Regions from separate parts of the Homo sapiens genome. Here regions 2 and 3 are each linked to region 1. Evidence: chromatin contacts called from ENCODE Hi-C or POLR2A ChIA-PET data. All regions are on one chromosome and are shown on one strand. The core of a region is the stretch at or near the end of the contact, and the rest is flanking DNA. Distances in the headings are between cores, read along the strand shown. Region 1 holds the start of FBXL14 (F-box and leucine rich repeat protein 14). Region 2 holds the start of NINJ2-AS1 (NINJ2 antisense RNA 1). Region 3 overlaps LOC101929432 (a long non-coding RNA gene).

The links. Hi-C counts contacts between places; a loop is a spot of excess contacts on that map. ChIA-PET counts read pairs that join two places held with the same protein, here RNA polymerase II (POLR2A). Pooled maps may share reads with other maps.
Region 2: a loop to region 1 is called in a pooled map, with 4 times the contacts of the local background. The contact joins the promoter of NINJ2-AS1 here to the promoter of FBXL14 in region 1. A Hi-C loop is called at or near these places in 3 of 168 maps with a recorded cell type or tissue (chondrocyte, esophagus muscularis mucosa and prostate gland), 1 of 37 single-sample maps with no recorded cell type and 18 of 50 pooled maps. POLR2A ChIA-PET finds 5 or more read pairs at or near these places in 2 of 52 experiments (CD4-positive, alpha-beta T cell and activated CD8-positive, alpha-beta memory T cell).
Region 3: a pooled map shows a loop between it and region 1 (2.3-fold over the local background). The contact joins the enhancer-like site here to the promoter of FBXL14 in region 1. A Hi-C loop is called at or near these places in 1 of 50 pooled maps. POLR2A ChIA-PET finds 5 or more read pairs at or near these places in 2 of 52 experiments (HEK293 and activated T-cell).

What each region holds. Positions count from the first base shown.
Region 1 is chr12:1,592,495-1,597,260 of GRCh38, forward strand. FBXL14 (F-box and leucine rich repeat protein 14) reads right to left here and starts at 2,087. Exons shown (of 2, transcript NM_152441.3): 1 at 379-2,087. The coding sequence starts at 1,572. RefSeq lists enhancers at 41-644, 1,162-1,351, 2,722-2,791 and silencers at 562-611, 1,592-2,461.
Region 2 is chr12:629,009-633,774 of GRCh38, forward strand. It overlaps NINJ2-AS1 (NINJ2 antisense RNA 1), which reads left to right and starts at 1,883. Exons shown (of 5, transcript NR_122124.1): 1 at 1,883-1,977; 2 at 3,206-3,239; 3 at 3,501-3,608. All of the region lies in intron 1 of NINJ2 (ninjurin 2), which reads right to left. RefSeq lists silencers at 1,669-1,748, 1,809-1,908.
Region 3 is chr12:723,975-728,740 of GRCh38, forward strand. It overlaps LOC101929432 (a long non-coding RNA gene), which reads left to right. Exons shown (of 4, transcript XR_007063153.1): 3 at 666-883; 4 at 4,036-4,312. Among named protein-coding and RNA genes, the nearest start is that of LINC02455, 9.7 kb to the left of the region's middle. Within about 2 kb of position 2,342, at least 2 of the 41 ENCODE cell types and tissues checked have a DNase peak (open chromatin) inside an H3K27ac peak, as active enhancers do.

The DNA of each region.
Region 1 (4,766 bases), core at 837-3,336:
AACTCCCCAGGGTTGAAAAGACCAGTCACTCCCCACCCCCATTTCCAGTCACAGCAGTGGGGATACAGTAGCTGAATCAGTCCTCCACCCCCTGCAGGGGAGTGGGTGGGTAAGCAGCAGAGTCCATCTCTCCATCCGCGGGGAAAAGGAGCTGGGAGTAGGGTAGGGTAGGAACCCCAGCTGCAAAGAGAATGGGCTGGAAGCCGGGAGGGGGCTGGAGGAGGGAGGAGGAAACGAGCCTGAGGCTTCTGTCATAGCCCCATCTCATCCGCTGCAATGATCTGTGCGTAAGTGTGCGTGTGAGTGTGTGGGGGCGGTGGTAATGGGAGGATGAACAGGGCGGGACAAGGGGAGCTGGTGCTGCCGCCCTCACCTGACCTTCTCACTGTCCGTCATCTGCCAGAGTCCCAGGTTGAGTACCTTGAGGCACGGCAGCTGCGTGATGCGCTCCAGGCCGCGCTTGGTGATTCGGGTGCAGCCGTACAGGTCTATGCCGGTGAGTTGGCTCAGGTGCTCAGCGATCAGCTCCAGGCCCTTGTCCGTGATGCGCACACACTGTCCAATGTTGAGCGTGCGCAGCCCGTGCATCTGCCGCACCATGCGGTTGATGCCATCATCACTGATGTGGCAGGAGCAGAGGGAGAGAGACTTGAGGCCATCCAGCCCCTGGGCTATGTAAGCCAGACTCTGGTCTCCCACCTTGTCACAGAACGAAACATCCAGCCCCGAGAGGCGCAGGCTGCCCATGGCCAGATGCATGATGCCCGTGTCACTGATGTTGTCACAGGAGCGCAGGTTGAGGCTGCGCAGGCTGCCCATGTGCGACAGGTGCAGGAGGCCAGCGTCCGAGATTCCCCCACAGAAGCTGAGGTTGAGGAGCCTCAGGCCCGTCAGCCCTCGGGAGATGTGCTTTAGAGAAAGATCTGTGAGCTTCTGGCAGTCCTGTAGCGTGAGCTGCTCCAGGCCCAGGCAGCCCTCCGCCGCGCTGCGCGTCATGCCGGCCAGGTGCCCGATGCCCACATCCGAAAGGTGGCGGCAGCTGCGGAGGTTAAGGCTCTTGAGGCGCTGCAGACCCCAGGCGATGAGCAGAAGGCCAGTGTTGGTGATGTTGCTGCAACCTCCCAGCTCCAGCACCTCCAGGCCCTTGAGGTACTGGGCTATGCGGCCCAGGCTGCTGTCAGTGATCTGCTTGCAGAGGCTCAGGTTGAGAGCGCGCAGGGAGCCGATCTCCTGCACAAACGCGTGGCCCAGCCCGTTGTCGGTGAGGTTGTAGCAGCCGCTGAGGTTGAGGCTCTCGATGTTGGCCATGCCCTGGATCACGTAGCTGAGGCTGCGGCGGAGGCTCAGGATCTGCACCCGGCGGATGCCCCGGGCCTGCAGGCTGGGGAACAGCGACGGGTTGGCCCGGCGCAGGTGCAGCTTGGCCTCCACCCCCCGCCACACCGACTTGTGGTAGGCGGCGTCCCGCCAGGCGGTGCACACCTGCGCCGCGCGCCCCTTGTCCCGGACGTCCAGGTAGCCGAAGATCATGGCCAGCAGCTCCGGGAACAGGCATGAGATGTGGGTCTCCATCTTCCTCCTCCCCCCTCCGCGGCGCTGGGGGGAGGAGGCGCGGGCCCCGCCGCTCCGGCCTCGGGCAGGCGACGAGAGCGCTTCTCCCCAGCCGCCGCCGCCGCCGCCGCCGCCGCCTCGGGCCCAACGGCCGGCCCCTCCCCGCCTTCCGGCTCCGGCCGCCGCCGCCGCTCCTCCTCCTGGTCCGTCCGTCCTTCCTTCCTGCCGGCTGCGCCTCCGGCCCGGCCCTCCCCCGCCCCGGGCTCCGCACGGCGCTCACATCCCGGGCGGGGAAGGCGCCTCGCTCTCGCTCCCGGAGGCCGGCCGCCGCCGCCGCCTCGGCTCTACCCACGCCGCGCCCGGGCCGCGCCGCTCCGCCCGCGCCGCCGCGCCCACGCCCCCTGCCGCATCCTCCGCCTCCTGCCGCCGCCGCTGCTCCGCGGGCCGGCGGGCGGCGAGGGGGCCCCGGGGGCCGGGCGCACGGGCTCCGGGCGCGGAGGAGGCTTCCTGCTGCCTTTGTCTCTCGCCCGCTTTTCAAACCTCCCAGCCCCGGGCCGCCCGCACTCCGCCGCCCAGGCGGGGGGACCAGGAGGCCAATCCCGGCCGGCGGCGTGCGTTCCTTCTCCCCCGCCGTCCGCGGCCACTTGGGAGCTGCCGGCCCCCGCACCAAGGACGCCGCGGCCGTCCGGCCGGAGCGCGGCTCGGCGCAGACCCCGGGCGAGCAGGCGGGCCGTGCGTTTGGTAGCGCCCGGGCCGGCCCCGGCTCCGCCGCCCTGCAGCGCGTCCCCTCCGCCGCTCCCGCTCCCCCGCGCCCGCGCAATGGTACGGGCCTGCGCTGCCGGAACTGTGGAGCCGTTGCCCTGGAAACCGAGTTCGGCCTGGTCCCGTGGCCCCTGATTTTTAACCCTGTGGGCGCCACGGGGGAGCGGCAGCTGTCAGCAGAGCGCCTCCCCACCCGGCTTCTTTTCACCCGGTAGCCCGTTATTGAGCCGTTCCCTCTCTGGGCCACGCCCCAGCCCCGTTCCTTCTTTTTCTTTGCTGTTGAAGTCTGCGCAGCCCCTTCCCACAGTTTACCCCTGCAATTCGTTACCCTTATTTCACACCCCTCTCCCTTGATTATCCCTGCGAGAGCCGCCTCCTATAGCAGTGCTCAATAATCGTCACCCCAACTCTCCTTTTCTTACTGTCCCTAATGCCCCTTAACGCCTCATTATCACACCCCCTGCTCCCCCGGTTGGGGCTGTTTACTACGACGCCTTTCTCTCCAGTCTTGTGTCTTAAATTGGAGAGAAACTCGGCTGTACTCATCTTAAACAATGACCCCCTCCAGTCGGTGTTCTAGAAATTTCTAGAATTATCCATGACTACTTCCTTCTAGCATCTTCTGATGGTTTCCAGACACGCTGTGTGTGTTTCCCTCGGTACTTGATACATCAAAACTTCCCTCTACTTCTGAACGCTGCTGCGCCACCAATGCCCTCAGTCCGCTTTGCTTACAGGGGAACAGCCTTCCCCTAAGCCTTGTTTTAGGAGCTTTCTCCTTGTCATCAGCCTTAGACTATCAGTTGTATGGCTCAGTTGTACTGATAGTCAATATATTCGTATATGCTGAATCCAATTTACTTTTTGATTAAAATGGAATGACAGTTGAACTTGGTTTAAGACAATCCAGTCGTGTCTGTTGGTTTATCAACCGTTTTATGGAAGCAGGGCACAATTCCATTCTAGGATGTAGCCCCTGGGTCCTAAATGTCCGTACTAAGGATAGAATTTCAGAAGTTTCATTTTAACTACCCCCAAACCAAGAATTTTTGGATCAGAGAAAATGATCCTCTGTATTTTAATTTATGGATCCACACAACTAGATACAAGACCAGCGGATTTATCAGAAAGGGAAAATGGTTTCATTGATTCTTTGAGGACCTGAACAAGATTTGGAAGGGGTTCCATATTCAGTGTAGGAGAGTAACTTTTGCCCAAGCAACCACTATTAGACCAAATACATACAGATTCAGTAATAGGCATAATACACCTTTTACACCCCTACCACTCCTCTTTCCTAAATCAGGAAATGCAGAAGCAAAAATTCTCGCCAGCTTGTTACCTCACCCACATTACACGCAGTGTGGAGCCCATAGATTTTTATAACCTTCTTGAAAAAATAGACTGTACTGTTAGTCATCCAGTACATCCAGATGTACGGTGGCAGTAAGTGTCACGATTCTGGGGTATGCCTGGGCTTCACTCTTCTCCTGGAGGTTATCTAGGCTTTTATTCTTCTCAGTCACTTCTGCCTAAACGTTTACCTTAAATTCTGCGCAAAAGTCACTTTTTGATTGTTCTGTGCACCTAGATGTGTTTGGGTTGATGTCAAGGCCTTAATCCAAAGCACCTTAGTGTAACTTAATCCTGCTTAATAAAAAACAAAGTACCCCACACATTTGGGGGGAATTTTAGACAAGGGGCCTGACCAGCCTCGGACTAAGAAGGAGCCTAATGGTTTTCCTTCTCTAGAAAGGCCCTTGTTCTCAAATCTGAAGAGTCATTCAGAGGTATCTGGAAGCACTTTCTCTAGAAGTTGGCCATCTGGTCCTCGTTCTAACAACAGTTTTTCTTGAATTCTAGAATCTTATTAACACAAAGCCTTTTATTTAAGGCACTCAAGTATATATTATAAGGATTTTCAGCAATATGACTATTTTCACCTTCAATAAATAGGAAAATATAGCATCAAGAAGCATCACAGAAAAAGCATTCCCGGGGAAAAGGAACTAGGGCGTAGAATGAGCCCTATGCCGAATCTGAACACCTGGTGACTTTATGCTACTGAGGAAACGACTCTCCTTTCTGGGTCTCGGTTTCCTTGTGTAACACCAGGATGATTTGACTAGGTAATCTTCAGGGACCTTTCCAGTAGGAACACTCTGAGGCCAAGAGCCTAGCATACTGTCTCCTTAACCCATGGAACAATTACACATTGTTCCTAATGCAGGCTCCAGATATTAAGAATAACTTCGAATACAATAACTTCCTGGGAGCTTTGGTTTATGCTCAGACTTAGGACACAAAAATATATGAAGAATATGTATAGACAGGAGACTCTGATTGTCTGGCAAAGATGTATACCAATGTAGAAAATCCTGTGGCTTGCTCTTCATATTTTTAAAACTGGTTGAGATTTTTGTATATGATTTAACAAGTTGCAACCATAAGTT
Region 2 (4,766 bases), core at 633-3,132, 960 kb before region 1:
ACCAGCAGCCCTCAGGGTTGCTTTGCCTATAGAGTAGCCATTCTCGTGTTTCTTTACTTGTCTAGCAAACTCGCTTTCACTTTACTTCATGGACTAGCCCAGAGTTCTTGTACAAGATCCGAAAAACCCTCTCTTGGGGTCTGGATCGGGACCCCTTTCTGGCAATGATACCCTCTTATTGTGGTAATTCATTTAATCCTCACAATGATCCTCTGAGGTAGGTGCCATTATTATCTTCATTTTACATGTGGGAAAACTGAAGCCGGAAGGATGAACAGCTTCCCAAGTTCACCGAAGGAGTAAGTGGTCCACAGGACTAGGAGCCTGGGATTTGCACCGAGGCAGTCTGGCTCTGTTCTCCATTGGCCACTGCGATGCCACCTGGGTGGAGGGAGCACAGGTCCAATGGCGGGGAGAGTACAGTACAACCCAGGATCCTGTCTTCCAGGTCTCTCCACGCAATTAACCTACTCAAAACTTCATGACAGTCCAGCAAGCTTGTCCAACCCACAGCCTGTGGGCCCCGTGCAGCCCAGGACGGCTTTGAACGCGGCCCAAAACAAATTCGTAAATTGTCTTAAAACATTATGAGTTCTTGGTTGGGCATGGTGGCTCACGCCTGTAATCCCAGCACTTTGGGAGGCCGAGGCAGGTGGATCACCTGAGGTCAGGAGTTTGAGACCAGCCTGACCAACATGGAGAAACCTCGTCTCTACTAAAAATGCAAAATTAACCAGGCCTGGTGGCGCATGCCTGTAATCCCAGCTACTCAGGAGACTGAGGCAGGAGAATCACTTGAACCTGGGAGGCAGAGGTTGTGGTGAGCCGAGATCGTGCCGTTGCACTCCAGCCTCGGCGACAAGAGCAAAACTCAAAAAAAAAAAAAAAATATATATATATATATATATATATATGAAGTTTCTTTGCGATTTTTTAAAAGTGTATCAGCCATTGTTAGTGTTGCTGTATTTTATGTGTGGGGCAAGACAATTCTTCCAATGTGGCCCAGGGAAACAAAACAATTGGACACCCTGGATGATGAAAAAGAGCACTCTTCAGCCCCTGCTGTCACCAAAGCCCCACCTCAGTTCTTGCCCTTAGGTAACGCCAAGATAGCAAAATGGAATTTTACCAAACCGCTCTTAGGTTCCTTCCCCAGGAGACCAGAAATGCCCTGGGGACTGCCTGCCTTTGAGGCAAATTTTTTTTCCTTTTTAAAGAAAGTGGTAAACATCTGAAAATAGAGTTTTTGAAAGAAAGTGACTCTTCAGTTGTAATTATAGCAGAGAGGGTCATTGCTTTCTATCAGCAAGAAAGCTGCTTCTATTTTTTTTTATTCTCTTTTTCTTGGTTTTTTGTTTTGTTTTGTTTTGTTTTGTTTTTTGAGACGGAGTCTCGCTGAGTTGCCCAGGCTGGAGTGCAGTGGTGTGATCTCGGCTCACTGCAAGCTCCATCTCCCGGGTTCAAGCGATTCTCCTGCCTCAGCCTCCCGAGTAGCTGGGACTGCAGGCTCCGGCCACCACGCCTGGCTAATTTTTTTTGTATTTTTAGCACAGACGGAGTTTCACCATGTTGACAGGCTGGTCTCGAACTCCTGGCCTCAGGTGATCTGCCCGCCTCGGCCCCCCAAAATGCTGGGATCACAGGCGTGAGCCACCGCTCCCCGCCGCTGCTTCTAAATACAGCCTGTATAATGCAAATCCCCAAAGAGGGCCAGCCTCTGGCCCCATTCAGCTTCCTCCCTCAGAGGCTGGGTGCGTGCGCCCTGGGCGGGGCGGCGGGCTCCCTCCGGAGAGGCCCCAGCCCGGCCTCGTGCCCCTCCCCAGCAGGCTTCCGGCCCTGCGCACAGACCCAAATGGCGCGGGAGGAGGAAGAAGGGGTCAGCTTCAAGCCTGACGTTCTAGGGGGGAGCCGCTTCTTAAGTACGTGCTAGGATCAAGGGTGCATTTGCAAACTTTTCAAAATGCCTTAGAGGAGGTAGGAGTCAAGCCCTTGGGATCTGGAGGGGAAGGAGGAGAGTCAGTTAAACCGCAGAAAGGTTGGTGGGGAGTGGGCTCAGTAATGGCCCCTGTCACAGCCTCGGGCCGGGACTCGCCAGCTCATTTTCTATTTCTAACTCAATGCCAGGCACTGAGCACTGTGCTCAACCTAGTAATTTGGAGACGGAGGTGGATATGCATATAACAGAACAGGATGCTCTCCGGACAAACGTTCTGAAGGAAAAGCAAACGGAAGATCCTCCCGCCTCTGCTGGGCAGTCTCTAATGACCCCTGGGGTATGTTCCAGACATGCGTGGGCATCTGCGAATTTACTCACCTGAGAGCTGCCTCTACCTTTTTTTGTTAAATTTTTATTTATTTATTTATTTATTTTGAGACGGAGTCTCCCTCTGTCACCAGGCGGGAGTGCAGTGGCGTGATCTCTGCTCAATGCAACCTCCGCCTCCCGGGCTCAAGCGATTCTGCTGCCTCAGCCTCCCGAGTAGCTGGGAGTACAGGCGCGCGCCACCACGCCCAGCTAATTTTTATATTTTTAGTACAGACGGGGTTTCACCATGTTGGCCAGGATGGTTTCTATCTCTTGACCTCGTGATCCGCCTGCCTCGGCCTCCAAAGTGCTGGGATTACAGGCGTGAGCCACCGCGCCTGGCCTGCCTCTACCTCTGATCCCTGGGATCAGAAATGAGAAATGCAAAGATTGTCCCTGTGTTATGTGTGTACTGTTTGTAATTGTAATTCACAATCCCCTTTCTTGCTCCTCACCCCATATTCAATTAAGAGAGAAAGGTGAAAAACACAAAGCACAAAATGTTTCCAGGAAACTATCTGAAACTCCTGGAAGGCTAGATTTAGGTATAAACAGAGTAGAACTCCAGATTTCTGCAATGCTCCTTAGGGGCTGAGCTTCCTGCATGCCCTTGACAATTAGAGGAGTTTTTTTTAATACTTCAAAATTATTCCAGAAAGGCATGCAGATGAGAAGATAACCAGGTTATGAGGAAGCCCAAGGTATTTGGTAAGGATGCTCAAGTTTTGGGGAAGGTCAGCTGAAATAGCAATTTGTGGGTGGACTATTAGCAGGGAGTTGACTGGAGAATTAATCAGACGTTGAAGGGACATGGGGGACCCGGGAGGATGAAGTCTGAACTCGGGCTCAGGATATGGAAAAAGATTGAGTAAAGCTGAGATTCCTGTGTGCTTAAAGTCCTAACCAGCCCCAGGGTGTCTGAGGCACGCTGGTAAGTAGAATCAGAGATTCCATTCAGCAAAAGCAGACAGGAAAACAAATCTCTTTTCTTTGTTTGTCCTGGTTGAAAACCAAACACGGTAGCCGTTTGATGAAATTCCAGTGTCAGGAGTGTTTGGGCAGGGAAGGGAGGGTAAAATTGCAGCTAGCCTCTGACCACAGGGAAATCAGCCTAACGGCTCCATTCAGGCCATTCTTCAGCCCTGCACTCTGGAATGTTCACAGGGTGTCTGTGCATCTCCCCTGATTCCAGCCCACAGGACACTTGCTCTCTCTTTCTTGTGACCCCAACATGTCAGCTGGCAAGACTCAACATTCCTGTCTGGGACTGAGCAGCTTGAACCACTTGTATGAGTCACAGGTAATTTTCAGCAGTGTGAGAAAACACTGAATGAAGAGAAGTACTAGGTCCTGAGGAGGCTTAGCTCTGGGGTAATGGAGATGGGGGTGGGGGTGGAGAGAGGGTTCTAAAGGTCAACTGCAATGTCCCCCAGTTTTCATGTATCTTCATCAACATAGACAAATCCCAGCGGATCTAAGCTTTTGAAAACTTGACCTTTTGTAAAAATGAGGAAACTGAAGTTATAGCCCTTTCTGGAGTGTGGAAGCTTTGGAAACATCGCACCACAGTGAAGCAAGCCGGGGAGGGTGCCAGCCCAAACCAGAACCAAGTGTGGGCATTTCATGCCATGAACACAAAAGGTTAGTGGGCCGGGTTGAGCTTGGGCAAGATCTCACAAGATCTTAGATCCAGTGTATTTTCTGTCAGTAGATTTCAATCAGAAAGGTCGTGAAATATACCTCAGCCTGGCATTGGGCTTGGGGCAAAGATCTAGGACTTTCTTTTCCAGGGAAGTTCTCTGAGAACTGAATCAATTCCTGCCCTCTAATCTATCTTGCATCCCTTCCTGAACCAACCTCCCTAAAACTGTGCCCCACTCCTCCATTAAAAAAAAACAAGGCCGGGCGCGGTGGCTCACACCTGTAATCCTAGCTCTTTGGGAGGCCGAGGTGGATGGATCACCTGAAGTCAGCAGTTCAAGACCAACTTGGCCAACATGGTGAAACCCTGTCTCTACTAAAAATACAAAAATTAGCCAGACATGGTGGCACGTGCCTGTAATCCCAGCTACCCGGGTTGCTGAGGCAGGCGAATCACTGGTTCCACCAGGAGGTGGACGCTGCAGTGAGCCGAGATGGTGCCACTGCATTCCAGCCTGGGCAACAGAAAGAGACTGTCTCCAAAAAAAAAAAATCATGTCATTTAAAAACTTCTGAGGCTGGGCCCAGTGGCCCATGCCCGTAATCCCAGCACTTTGGGAGGCTGAGGCAGGCAGATCACTTGAGGCCAGGAGTTCAAGACCAGCCTGGCCAACACGGCAAAATCCCGTCTCTACTAAAATACAAAAATTAGCTGAGCGTGGTGCCACATGCCTGTAGTCCCAGCTACTCAGGAGGCTGAGGCAGGAGAATCATTTGAACCCAGGAGGTGGAGGTTGCAGTGAGCCAAGACTGCCCC
Region 3 (4,766 bases), core at 1,092-3,591, 870 kb before region 1:
CAAGGTTCAGAAGCAGTGAAAGAAAAGATTGATAAATTTAACTGCATAAAAATGGAAAATTTCTTCATAAAAACAAAAACGAACTGCAACAACAATAAAAAGCTCCCCCCATCAATTAAAACACAATAATAAATTGGGAAAACATAATGACCCTCAAAGAGCTAATTTCCTTAGATTGCCAGATTCATTCATCCTCTCTCTCTCTCTTTCTTCCTTTCAAAGCTGGAATTTCAAATTTTTATACGATATCTCCTGAAGGTTTCATGTTGAAAACTAATTTGATTTTTAAACACACTGTACAAGCCAACACAGTCTGGGGCTCCTGGTTTGGGATCTCTGGTCTAGACCACCACCACAGGGGGCCTTCCCTTCAGCAGATCAGTCCAAAATGGCCTATGAGTCCTTTTTAAGATCTCACTGCCACTGAGTATACAGAATGAAGATTTCATTTTAGTCATCCAGAATTACACACACACACACAGGCATGCCCGATTATTCTCTCTCACATACAGTATAATTTGGAGCTGTATTATGGAAGGAAACCATTTCCCTATATGCAACATAATATGTGTTGATCCTTCCCCTGCCCAAACGGGAACAGTGCTTTAGGTTTTTTTGTGCAGGGCTATGTGAGTCACTTCCTTTCTCCTTGCCTTATATGGTAGCACCAGGCCCAGAGGCCTACCTGCAGAACCAGGAGCCTTCCCAGAGATGCCTGTTGATGGATGGCTACACTGAGAACCTGAAATAGCGTGCAAATAACTCTCTTCTCTGTACTTGAAGCCAAATCGCATTCCCAGGCAGACATATCCAGCGGGGAAAGAAGAAACAAGAAAATGAATGATCCACTTGCACAAGAATCTCTCCTATGAGCAAGTGTTAGGTGAGGGTGGGGATAAGATGCCTGTCTCGGGAGACAAGGCTGTACAAATTCATAATTTGAATTTTTATGGTTAATTTTATGGTTAATTTTATGGAATTTTATGGTTAATCTTGGATAGTGGGATTTGGGATAAATTTGCTTTTATAATATGTAATTGTATTTTCTGAATTTTCTACAGTGAACTCGTATTGCTTTTATGAACAGGAAAAAGAACAACAAATGCCATAAAAATCATGTAGTATATTAATCTTGTCTTCCTAACAAGACTATATAAGTTCCCTGACAGAGGGAGTCACTTGTGTGTGTATGTGGTATCCTTTCCCATACCTGCGGTGTTGGGCTCATGGCATCCACTTAATGAACGCTTGCTGTCAGTCATTGATTTGGAGTCTTCTCCAGAGCTAGTCCTGATGGAGGTCACCAGACAAGTCTTGCCTGGGTCAGAATGACCCTTGTGGAACTGACTGGAAAGCAGATCTGTGGGTTGGACAGGTTTCACCCTGTATTCATTTTGCCCCACAGGCACCAAGATGTGCAATGCTGTATTCCAGGACTCTGCACCAGCAGCCTGTCATTTGGTATTATTTTTGACTTCAGTTAGTGTTTGCTGGTTTACAACAGGGTTTCCACTCACAGGTTTAAAACTGATTGTGTTTATCATCTATCAGCTTGAATATTATTTCAACCAAGAAACCTCCCCTGATCTCCTTACCTAGAAGTAATCTTTTCTTCCTCTAAGTTTTATTATATGCTTTTTACCTCCACATCATCCATCACTTTCTAAATTTGTGTTATAGTTATTTATGCACACATTTCATCTCCCCTCCTAAACTCTGTGTTTCCTAAAATTTGGATCCATTCTTCCATGGCTTGCTTTGTCCTATAATAAGACAACAGCTACCATGGTTCAAGCAGTTACTTGTGTGCCAAGCCCTTTACACGGACAATCCTGCTTAGGCCTCACAACTACTTCCCATGAAGTATTTTCACCTTCATTTTACAAGTGATAAACCTGAAGTCCCGAAAGATTAATATAATATCTGGTATAATGTGACACAGCTACTGAGTGGTACAGCCTGGATTTGAATTCAAGTAGCCTGACTTGAGAGTCTCTGCTCTTAACCACTGGGCCATAGCACCCCTGAATAACGCTTTCTGCACATTGTCAGCAGTAAAGGTGCAGTGGACACCTGTTACGTGAATTCATTAATCAGTTCATTCATGATCCAAGGATGTTGGGCAGCTGTTAGACCATCGCAGTTTCAGATACCTCTTCTGACCTACACCTTAGGACGGCTAAGGCTCTAAAGGACTTAGGAATAAAATCAGGGTTAGATCCTTTCATATCCAAACCACTATCAAACTGAGTTCTTCCAAGACTAACATTAGGAACGTTAGAGTTAACCCAAGACACTGCTTCACAGTGCCATGCAGACCTAGCCGAGTCTGATAACTTCCTAAAAAGGAGACGTTACACATCTCAAAGAACTGAATTACATAACTCTTTGAACTGTGGTGTTTGTTGTGTGTGTCAGAGGGAGAGGGCAGCCATATCTACCTTGTAGGGTTATTGTGAGGTTTAATGAGATAATGTGAATTGCCCAGAACAGTGCTTGGTACATAGAAAGAACTTCACACGTTAACACTACCCTCCCCTCTAGCCTCATCCCTGCTTTGCAGCTAAGCTGAAAGAAGGCACAAAGCCAAGAGGAGAGATGAAAGATGACAGCTGGCAACACGAGAGATGTTAGTCAGATTCCACAAGGTTACGTGATTGTGAATCAGAGGTGTCAAGGTCCACTCCCAAGGTTCCAAAGAGCAGCTTCTAGTCTTGCAGGAAAAGTTATAGGCAGGAGAGGGATCAGTGAGAGGCCTAATGGAAGAAAAAGGAAGTATTTATTCCTAGCAGAGGGTGAAATTCATCCTTGGGATTCTTTTACTGTGATGAGTGACTATTTTGTTGTCCAGAATTGGATTGGTTTAAGGGCATTCAAAGATCTACAGATCTCACTGAGTTGTCTGCATTTTACTGAGGAATGGGAAGATTAATTGTGGGCACCTGCCAGTCTAGTCATCCCACTTAATGTAACCAGCCCCAGAAAATTCCTCCCTCATTCCAGAAACCACTAAGTCTCTTGACTCTGTGAAGTTTGCACATCTGTCTGGAAAAAGGCAGTTCAGGTCTCATTTTTCCCAAGCAGTAGAAAAAGCCAATCTCAGTAAAGCTAGAAGTTTGTCCTAAGAATCTGGAAGGTTACTTAAAAGATATTTCAATAACCTATGTCTTAGGTAAAGCTCCCCAGAAACAGACTCCTAGACAGAGATGTGCATGCAGGGCTCACTGGTTTGTTGTTCATGGGGAGTACAGAGTGACAACTCTTGGGAGTCAGGGAAGCAGAACTGGACAGAGGGAGAAGCTGAACTATAGTATCATTGCTATAGAGGCTTCAGCTGGGCTTATGGGGCACGGAGTGACAAAAGTGCTAAGTTACCTCCGATGAGGCAACGTGTGGGCCTTTGTATCCATTAGTGACCATTCATTTGATGGTGCCTGACCTCAGGGAAGGGGTGTAGCCTTGTGCAAGGCCCTTGCTGAGAGCCATTCCAAGAGATGGACTCAGCTATGAGGCACCAACAGCTACCAGTGCGAGGATCCGAGTATCCACCATAGCCTGCTGTGCAACTCTGAGTCATATTTAAAACTCAAAATCTGTGAGAAATGCTGGTTTGTTGGCTTATTTTTTATTTTTAGAGACAAGGTCTGTCTCTGTCACACAGGCTAGAGTGCAGCGGCACTTTAACCTTGAATTCCTAGGCTTAAAGAAGCCTACCACCTCAGCCTCACAAATAAGGATTGCTGGAGCCCGGGAGGTCAAGGCTACAGTGAGCTGTGATCATGCCACTGCACTCTAGACTGGGTGACAACAACAACAAAATACCCTTACTTGTCAAACCCTTGGAAGCCCTTGGAAGAAAAGATCAGAGCTTGTTAGGTCTTGGGGAAAAAAAAAAAGAAATAGACAAGCAATATCACCCATCCAGTGGTTCCCCTCTATGGCTGACCCCTTATATTCCCAAAGCATTTTTCTTGCATATATCACTTAGAATCTGTCTTATATTAAATAACTTTTTGTTTTATTTTTGTTTTTCAGAAATCCATTGCTTGCTAATGTTTGTTTGTTTGTTTTTGGAGCTGGTGTCTGGAGCTGGTTCTCCACCTGTTGTGAGTTCCTGGAAAGATCTCAAGACCTATCCCATTTTCCTCCTAGTGAAGGTTGATATTCATAATAGTTGACACTCAGTACAGCACAGACACCGACCAATTCAAACTGACAGAGGTCTTAAGCAATTTTCATGACAATATTGGTGTATAGAGCTGAATATTTGTTCTACACATAGAAGGCATCCAATAAAAAATTTTGAATTGAATTTTATTGGTTTAGTAGTCCTGGCTGTGGTATCTAATGGCCTTCTTTCAGAAGTCAGGCAGCTTTTAATTTTTTTGTCCAAATATGATCATAATGATTTCTTTTCCTCCTTGATTTAGATTCTGCAGGAGTCTGTGAGTAATTTCGAAGAACTTTGCAAAAAACAGGACACTCTGTACCTGCAACGCCCGATATACAGCCTCTAGTCACAAGTATAAGGTTGTTAGGTAAAATATGGCATGCTCAGTTAAATTTGAATTTCAGATAAAAAAGGATAATTTTATAGTATAAGTGTATTCCATGCAATATTTGGAGTGTACTTCAGCTACAGAATTATGTGTTGCTTATTTGTAACTGATAATTAACTGAGCATCCTGTACTTTATTTGTTAAATCTAATAACCCTACTCATGAGTATCTGAATTTAACTTAATTAAAATTTAATTTAAAATTTAG